Regions from separate parts of the Homo sapiens genome. Here region 1 is linked to region 2. A link is an interaction called in ENCODE POLR2A ChIA-PET data of the cell type or tissue named here. Cell type or tissue: IMR-90. All regions are shown on one strand. Each heading gives the region's core, and the rest is flanking DNA. Links, peaks and the distances in the headings are about the cores only.

Region 1 (4,397 bases), core at 302-4,301, 130 kb before region 2:
ACATAGTGAGACCCTATGTCTACAAAAAATGAAAGTATTAGCCAGGCATGGTGGCGCATGCCTTTAGCCCTAGCTACTTGGAAGGTTGAGGTGGGTGGATAGCTTGAGCCAAGGAGTTCACAGTTACAGCGAGCTATGATCACACCACTGCACTCCAGCCTGGGTGGTAGAGTGAGGCCCTGTCTTTAAAAGAATAAAAAAGGAGGTTATGGTGGTACATTTTATGTTACATATATTTTACCACAATTAAAAAATAACTTAAAATGGTACAACACTTCAGAGACTTGGAGTTGCGTTAATCCCAACTCTAAAGTCCCTTCCTGGAAAGGCATCCTAGGCTACTGCTGCTGAAAGAACACCGATCCCACGCAGCCCATTCAGAACTCTTCTTGCTGACACCAAAAAGAATAAGAAATTGCAATGTAATGTTTTTGAACTTGAGAGTGAGATGATTTAACTTCAGATTTTAATTTCTCATTTTGCCTTTTTTGGCCCTTAACTTGGAATTTAATTTTGGACTTCAGACTCCTTGGTAATTTGGTGTTAGAGGGGTTTATGTTCAAATCTAGAGCATCTTATTGTCATTTTATTGTTGAGGTACCTTTGTGATATCACTTGATTTTGCTGCACAGTCTCTGATAGGTTCTGTTGGGCAGTGTGATGTCTGGACATAATTTGAGATGGAAAATAGAAAAGGATCGACAATTTTTATCTTGACTACAGAAAGGCCTTGAAGAACACAATGTACTGTACTGGCCCATCTCAGAACCTTATGGGGCAAAAACACACAGTACCTTTCTAGAAAGATCTACATGGAAGTGACACTGGAGATGGGGGTAGGAGTTTATTCCCTCTCTGAAGATGCTATCCCTATAATATATATACCTATATATGACTGGGTATAATGTGTAAGCACAATGGGCTCAAAGAACAAAAAATTGAGGAATTTGGGGATACAGATAACTTAGCTACAATAAATGTGTTATAATCACACTCATCCCTCGTATGTCCAAATGAAGAGACATTCCTTAGTCTTGGCCCCTCTCTGCCTCCTCACACTCTCTTGTTTGGGGGAGATCTGATTGGTAAATTTGGAAGCAGTGAGTTTGAGCTCTGCTCTTTCTCCTTCTCTTTTCTACTTGGGCTCTTGCTGCCTTCAAGGTGCTAGGACCCTGGTCCCTTTGGTCCAAGTGGTGATTTTGGCAGAAAAGACCCTTCCCTAGTTGGGAGATACCTGTAGTTCTCCAGTTTTGTGCAAGGCTGGGGAGATAAATTCAATATTGGGATTCAGTATTATTGATAAAACCTAGGCTGGAGGATGTAGTTTAGGAATACAAAAGCAATGGAATTTCTATCAGAAAAAAAGCAGATATTTTGATCTCAAAACAAAACAAAACAAAACTAAAACCTGCAAACAAAACCCAGTGTACCTTGCATTTGTAAAGTGCCATGAAACCTGCAGTGCACCTTCATCCACTCTATATGATTAGATCTTGCTGATGACCCAGTGAGGTAGGATAGATGTGAAAGTCTTTTGTAAGCTGCTTACGTATCATCATTCTTCTTCTGAATGCATAACGCATGTCACTGAGCTTTGGGGAGGTTAACTAACTTGTCCACATTATAGGTGATGGGCTAGAGTTAGAACTCAAGGCTTGTGCCTTCTGGCAATGCTACAAAATAAGTTGGCAAGAATGAATTCAAAGTGTGGTAGTACCTTCATCCGGAAACTGGTTTGATCCTACAATCTTGTTTTAAAACAATTGCTTATGACTTACTGAAAGGACCTTTAAGACTGGTGTGTGTATTTGTATCACCTGTGAACCATGGGTAGATTCCTGTGTCAGATTCTCAGATATCCTGATTTAGTAGTTCTGCAATGGAACCTAGAAATTCTCATTTTTATAAAGACTCCAAGCTCTTCAAAACTTTTACTTGATTTTCTGTAGACCAAGTTTCCATCACTCCTACTCACCCCACATTAATGTTGACATTCTTCTTAGTGGTATGTAAAGAAATACTGGAGGAACAAATTCTGGCTTTCTGAGAAAAATGGAACCCATTAGACTACTTCATGGTTAAGCATGGATGTGCTCATTTTGAGTGATGGGGTCACACTGATCCAAACACACCTCCCCCAGCCCTCAGGGGACCACAGCCCCACTTTTGGATGCAGCAGAGGATCGTGTATGCCCTGAAAGGGAGTGAAGCTCTGAAGGCACCAAACCCACAACCTGAGCCTCCACGCAACAAAGTCAATGACCACATCATTAACGAATCCTGAATTTGTCAGCCAAGCAGAGGCAATGCTTGGGGCTTAACGATTGTCCACATATCATGTAACAAATGACCGTGTGTGCATGCATGTGTGGGGGAGTAAATGAGAAAGCATGTTTTGTAAGAAAATTTAATTTCCTTATAACAACCAACCAGTTTCTTTTAGTGAATCAACAGATAAGGGGGTCCCAAATACAGCATTAACGATTTTAAAAGCATGAGTGCCAATGGTATTTTCTTTCTTTTTCTTTCTCTTTCTTTCTTTTTCTCTTTCTCTCTCTCTGTCTCTCTCTCTTTCTTCTTTCTTTCTCTCTTCCTCTCTTCCTTTCCTTTCTTTCTTTTTAAAGAAAGGCAAGGTAAAGATTGGGAATGTTGATGAACGATGGCCCCATTCTCTAAGAGCTCAGTGAGAGTCTGTGTCAACTTGTTTTCCTCTCTTCCTCCCTCCTAGCCAAGCTTCAGAGGAAACTCTTTTCATGTGAAATGTAAGGGATGAATTTCAAGCTCCACTGAGAGCTTTAAAACCTTAAATTCTTGAAATAACCTGCCTCTCAGGAATCATAGGTCCCAAAGAATTGTAAAGCTTTCCCTTAAGCTGTGGAATGGCTCCATTGCTAACTATGATTACTTAAGTCTCAGAATAGAAGGATGTAATAAATCTGACAGTATTTGTTCTGGTTTGTGACTAAGCAAAACTGTATAATATTAAATCAGATGTTGTTATAAACATATGAAATGGCACATTTTTTTCCAACTTGGGGCATTGTGGCATGAAGCATCCCCCCAAAAATGTTTTTGCATTCTTGGATACCAGCTCTGGTTTCTGCTAGATTTCCTTCTTTCTGAGCATGGATGCTAAATAACAGTGCTTCTTTTTAGCCATCTGTATTTCCTGTGAGTTAGCAGGGCTGAGGAGACCTATTCTCATTTCTTTGTGTGCTTCTCTATGGGGTGGAACTGGAGACTCAGGCAGAGCGTGTGGATTTCTGTGTGTGTGTGTGTGTCTGTATGTGTGTCAGGTGGAGGAATGAATGGCATCCTAACACCCTGGAATGTTTGGGTTGGAAAGGCTCTTGGATACAAACTAGTTAACTCACCTCCTCATTACCCAGGTCATATTTTTAAGCTTAGGTCCAAATGTGTGGGAGAGAGAATGCTGGAAAGATCTGGAGGTTGGAAGGTTGGAAGGAGTTTTGAAATGGGAGGGAATTCAGCCATTGCTTTCACTCCTCTTCCCGCCTGAGTCCTCAACAAAAGGGACATTTCCCCTTCTTTTAAAGACTTCCTGATAAAAGGAGTCTTCATGGACACCCCCATAAGCATAAGGCAGCACAAGGGAGGGAGCTCCGGTGGTGGCGGAGTTGGGACACTCAGGCACATGGTTGCAGAGGCGCAAAGGTGTGACCGTTCTAGGTGTATCTTCCACAGGGCCCTCGTGGAAGGGACCAACTGCATCCCCTAAAACTGCCAGGGCAGCTTCCCATGATGCTGGGCTGAGTCCAGATTTCTAGATTTGGCTGGTGCAAGCTCCTGGTTTGCTAGAAAATTGCTGATGAAATAGGAGGGTTGTCAGGCCATGGGACAAATCTGCCGCTGTCCTCAGGGGTCACCCTGCCTGGCTTTGTGTGCTGACAGTCATGACCCTTTGGACGTCTGCATGTTTGTCTCTGGGTGAGTGGCTGTGTTGGCATTTAGTTTTCATTTGCTATATGATGAGCAAAGAACCACAAAGAAGTCCTAAACACACCTGGTGCTAAAAAGTGATTACCCTTGCCCTTGTTTTAGGACTTACAGCTACTTTTTCTTTCTGTAGCTTCCAAATATTTTATTTTTTATAATTAAGAAAGTAAATTTATATTAAATTTCTTTTCTGAGACAGAGTCTCGCTCTGTCACCCAGGCTGGAGTGCTATGGTGCAATCTCAGTTCACTGCAACCTCCGCCTCCAGGACTCAAGCCATCCTCCCACCTCAGCCTCATGAGTAGCTGGGACCCAGCTCTGCCTGGCTAAATTTTGTATTTTTTGTGGAGATGAGGTTTTTTATGTTGCGCAGGCTGTTCTTGAACTCCTGGGCTCAAGTGATCCACGTGTCTTGGCCTCCCAAAATGCTGTGGGATTAC
Region 2 (4,397 bases), core at 231-4,230:
TTTGATGGCTAATAACACAGTCCAGAGGTATGCAGTAAGTAATAGCAGACCGAGAGAGAACCTCCAGTGGGGAGCAGACAAGTACAAGATCACCCTTGACTCCCACCTGCTGAGGGTCCACCTGAGAATTGTAGCAGGCAGTTTCTGTGTTCTTGGGAAGAAGGTCTGTCCTTTCCAGGGGCGTGAATTCCACAGGAAGTTCTGGAAAACAGAGAAAGACTGAAGGAAGGGCAGTTTTGTAGAAATGACTGTTCTATGGGAGGAAGACACTGGGCTGAAGAGAAAAGGGGAGGTAGATGGGAAGCCATGTTCTTAAGAGCCTTGTAGACTAGGCCATGGGGTGAGTGGTGTAACAGTGTTAGGAAGGGTGGCCTGACGGACCCTCCCTGGAATCTCTGGGAGGTTAGGGGTTGATGGTGACGATGTTAGCAATGATATCACCATCACCACTGCCATCTCCATTGCTTATTGAGAATTCATATAGACCAGCTACTGTGATCAATGTTTTTATGTTCATGATCACATTTAATGCTTACATGGTTAAATGAATTGCCTAAAGTCACTAAACAGTGACAAAATCGCAGGTAAGGAAACATCTGGAACTCGAAATCATTTCTGACTGAGTCCACAACCCACATTTTGAACCACTATCATATAGAATTAATGTTTATTCTTTTTCTCTTCTTGATTGACCCTGACTTCCAAACAACAAGGTCTTGCTTTCTATCTGTAAAGCTCAGACCAAGCCCATCTTTCTGTGACCACCACATGTTAGCCTGTGATGTGGGCATTCCTCCCTTCTGGGAGTCCTGTACCAATCATTGTCCGTTTCAGTTATTTGGGGCACTCAGATGCTACATAGTATTACCCTTTAAAAAAAAGATAATGGAAAGGCAGAGTCAGAGAAAAAAGAGAGCAAGGAACCTGGAGTCCCAAGGACTGAATTTGGTTTCCAATTTAGACCCCTACTATTTTTAAAAACTCTGGCCTCCATTTCCACATGTATAAATCAGACATAACAGAAAAACCTACCTCATAGGGTTGCTATGAAATGAATGAGGAGGTTGTAGGGACAACCTTTTAAAACTAAAGAATGAGATACAGACACTGTTTGGTTATATATTGATGTTGGTTAAGCTAAAATGATGTATACCCTAAACCAAGTTTCATCCTCAGTCTTGGTTAGCTCCCACCCCCACTTCATGCCCTTCCATGCTTTCTGGATAACTATATTATAGTATCCCATACTATATTGTAACATGAATTGTGTAAACACAACTCATGTGTCATGTTTTTGCATCTCTGCCACCTAATGGTAATTGTCATGTGAATGAATATTTGTACATAAGAGAAACGTTTTGACTTTCTGAATGGTACAATAGGGCTAGCATAGCAGGGAGGGGGGACTTTCTAAACTTAGAATAGAAGAAAAAAGGGTTTTTTTTTTTTTTTTCTATTCTGGATGCTCTTTTACCAACTTACAGGCCAGGAACTGGAATAAGTCACCTAAGTTCCATTCCTGCTCTAGAATTTTATGAGGCCATGAAGTGTGTTGAGTAGCAAAACAGCTTAAAATATAAGAAATTCAACCCAAGTTATAAAATAGTCCCATTTGTATTTTACCAAAAGCTGGAACTATTTGTCCCTAGTTACTCATGTTTTATGTATTTTAAAAGATAAAACAGGGACAAAAACAAGTAGCAGCATCTGCTCTGCACATTTTTCTCTCTCTGACGTCCTCAGGATATTTTCTTCTCTGTTTTTTTTTTTTTTTTTTTTCAGATTACATACATCTGAGAATTAAAGGATAAATGCTTCATTTACTGCTAAATAGCTTTCTGGCCTGCCTGTGAATAAAGAGAGGTGGAAAAAATGAGAGAACAGGACCCTCAGCTTGTAGCCCTTGTGTTTCTGGTGGGGAACATGCAGAGAGCCAGCAGGCATGGGGACTAAGCTTCTTCCAAGCTAGACTTGTTGCATTCCAGCAACTTAGACACAATCACACCCACAGAAAACCGCCACAGTCCATGACTTGCTGTGTGTGCGTGTGTGTGTTAAAATGGGAGACTCATTCTTGAGCAATCTGAGAAGATGACTCAGGACAATAAGACACTGAACTAAGTGGCAGGACCATTTGGCTCAAAGAAACTAGAAAAGGGATCACTGAACAGGCTTAGAGAAACCAAGAGATTTGAAATGGCAGCTCCTTTTGATGAAACGTCCCACTGGCATGTTCAGGGTGTCATTGATTGGGGTGCTATTCCAGGCCTTTGATTATGTTCAGACCTTATCTGTGGTTTTTTTTTTTTTTTTTTTTTTTTGGTGATAAAGTCAATGTAAAATTTCTTCTGCCCCTGCTAGGTAGGGGTTATCATTGAGGGTCTACCAGGGTGAGTAGGAAAGCAGACAAGACCCTGCTCAGGATTCTGACCTGTGAGACTGTCTTTGGAGTGTGTTTTTGTCTATTTCACTCTGGCACCTCCCAACATGCTTCATGCTTTCCACTCTTAAAGCCTTTGTTTTGCTATTCCCAACTGGAATAATCTTCACAGTATTTCTCTCTATTAAGGCATACTCATTTGTTGGTATGAAACTAAAATACTATTCTTTCTTTGTCAGTTCAGGCTGCTAAAACAAAGTACATAGACTGGGTGGCTGATAAACAACACACATATATTTCTCTTGGTTCTGGAGGCTGGAAAGTCTGAAATCAAGGTGCCAGCATGGTCGTGTGCTGACGAGGATCCTTTTCTAGTTGCAGATGGTAGACTTCTTAGTGTCCTCACTTGGTGGAAAGAGGGTGAGAGAGCTGCTGGGTTTACTTTCACAAGGGCACTGGTCTCATGCTTGAGGGCCCCACCTTCGTGACCTAATTATCTCCCAAAGGATCCACCTCCTAATCACATTTTATTGGGGGTTAAGATTTTGACATATAAATTTTATGGGGACATAAATATTCAGGCCATTGTACACTTCCTCTGGAAGCTTTGCTGGAGCTCTCAGGCTGGAAGCTTTCTCTCCTCTGACCTTGCCCAGTACCTACAATCTCTATGATCCACTTGGCCTCACACATCTATGGCCTGGTGCCATTGGCATTTGTTTGCCAGATTTTCCTCTCCTCTTTGGTTCTAAGCCTTGGAGGGTAGTGTCTTGGGGTACCCTAAGGGTAGTCCTGGAGGGTAGGCATCTTATTCTTAACTCTTGACTGAATCTCACCTCAGTTTTATTCTTTATCATCTATCAGGTAGACTAACAGTAGTTTCTGCTAAAGTTTGAATGTATCCCCAAAGTTCATGTGTTAGAAACTCAATCCTCAATCCAACGGTGGAACTGTTGACTGAGAGGTGGGACTTTTAACAGATCATTAGGTCATAAGTGTTCTGCCCTCGTGAATGCCACTGTCATAGGAATGGGTTCCTGATATTTGTATTCCTGAAATATTGTATTTCTGAAATAGGGCAGGATGAGTTCTGCCCTATTTCCTCTCTTTCTTATGCACTCTTGTGCCCTTCTGCCTTTTGCTGTGGGATGATGCAGCAAGAAGACCTTCATCAGACTCGACCTCTTGATCTTGGACTTTGCAGACTCCAGAATGGTGAGCCAAATAAATTTCTGTTCATTATAAACAACCCAGTCTGTGGCATTGTGTGACAGCAGCACAAAATGGACTAAGACAATTTCCTAACTGGCTGTGTCTACCTCCAGTCTCCATGCCTGATCAATCCATGCACTGCACTGCCCCAAATAATTTTTCTATGATGCAGGTCTGATAATGACTTTCCCTTGTAAAGTACGTCAGTGGATTTTTGTTTAATTTTGGTAAAATTGTGACATATAAATCTCTCCTCAATTTGGCTTCTTCTAGCCTGTCTGGTCCCACTTCAATCCCTTCCTATCATCTAACTTTGCTGAATGACTTACTTTTTTCTGGGACATTCCATAATTTTTCTAATACCTTCGATTCAATCTCCCTGCCTGGAATGTCTTTCCCAGACTTGATTACCAGGAGAACTCCTATGACATATTTGAAGATTTTATTCAAATATTACTTCCTTGGGGAAGTCTTTTTCCTCTTAGCAAAGTTAATAATTGGCTTTGTACAGTATCATTTTATAAAACACATAGTATATGAAGATTACATGACAGGATACACATAAAGAGCTTAATGTAGCATCGGCACAAAGGTTGTCTATAAATACTGGCTATTATTATTTTCTCTTCTTTTTTTTTTTTAAGAATTATACTAGCAGGCGAAGAGAGAAAAGGTACCACTTAAATAAGGGAAGCATACTTTTGAGTGTGGATGAATCCAGAAAAGAAACTTCTGTCTTATTAACACACATATGTCAATATCTAGCAACAGAGAAAATAATCCCATCACAGAATAAAAGGTGGTC

Evidence for each region. ChIA-PET counts read pairs that join two places held together with the same protein. Peaks named below come from ENCODE experiments on the same cell type or tissue, not always from the same donor. Only the 100,000 strongest peaks of a DNase experiment are listed, where the experiment ranks them.
Region 1: POLR2A ChIA-PET joins it to region 2 with 8 read pairs; 3 of 35 experiments call an interaction of 5 or more read pairs at or near these places.

What each region holds. Positions count from the first base shown.
Region 1 is chr1:220,820,919-220,825,315 of GRCh38, forward strand. It overlaps the pseudogene RNU6ATAC35P. Among named protein-coding and RNA genes, the nearest start is that of LINC01352, 6.1 kb to the right of the region's middle. In IMR-90, for the core only: no CTCF peak of the experiment used is centred there; no DNase peak of the experiment used is centred there; H3K27ac peaks cover 515 bases.
Region 2 is chr1:220,955,377-220,959,773 of GRCh38, forward strand. No RefSeq gene overlaps it. Among named protein-coding and RNA genes, the nearest start is that of HLX-AS1, 77 kb to the left of the region's middle. In IMR-90, for the core only: no CTCF peak of the experiment used is centred there; a DNase peak (open chromatin) is centred at 2,045; H3K27ac peaks cover 153 bases.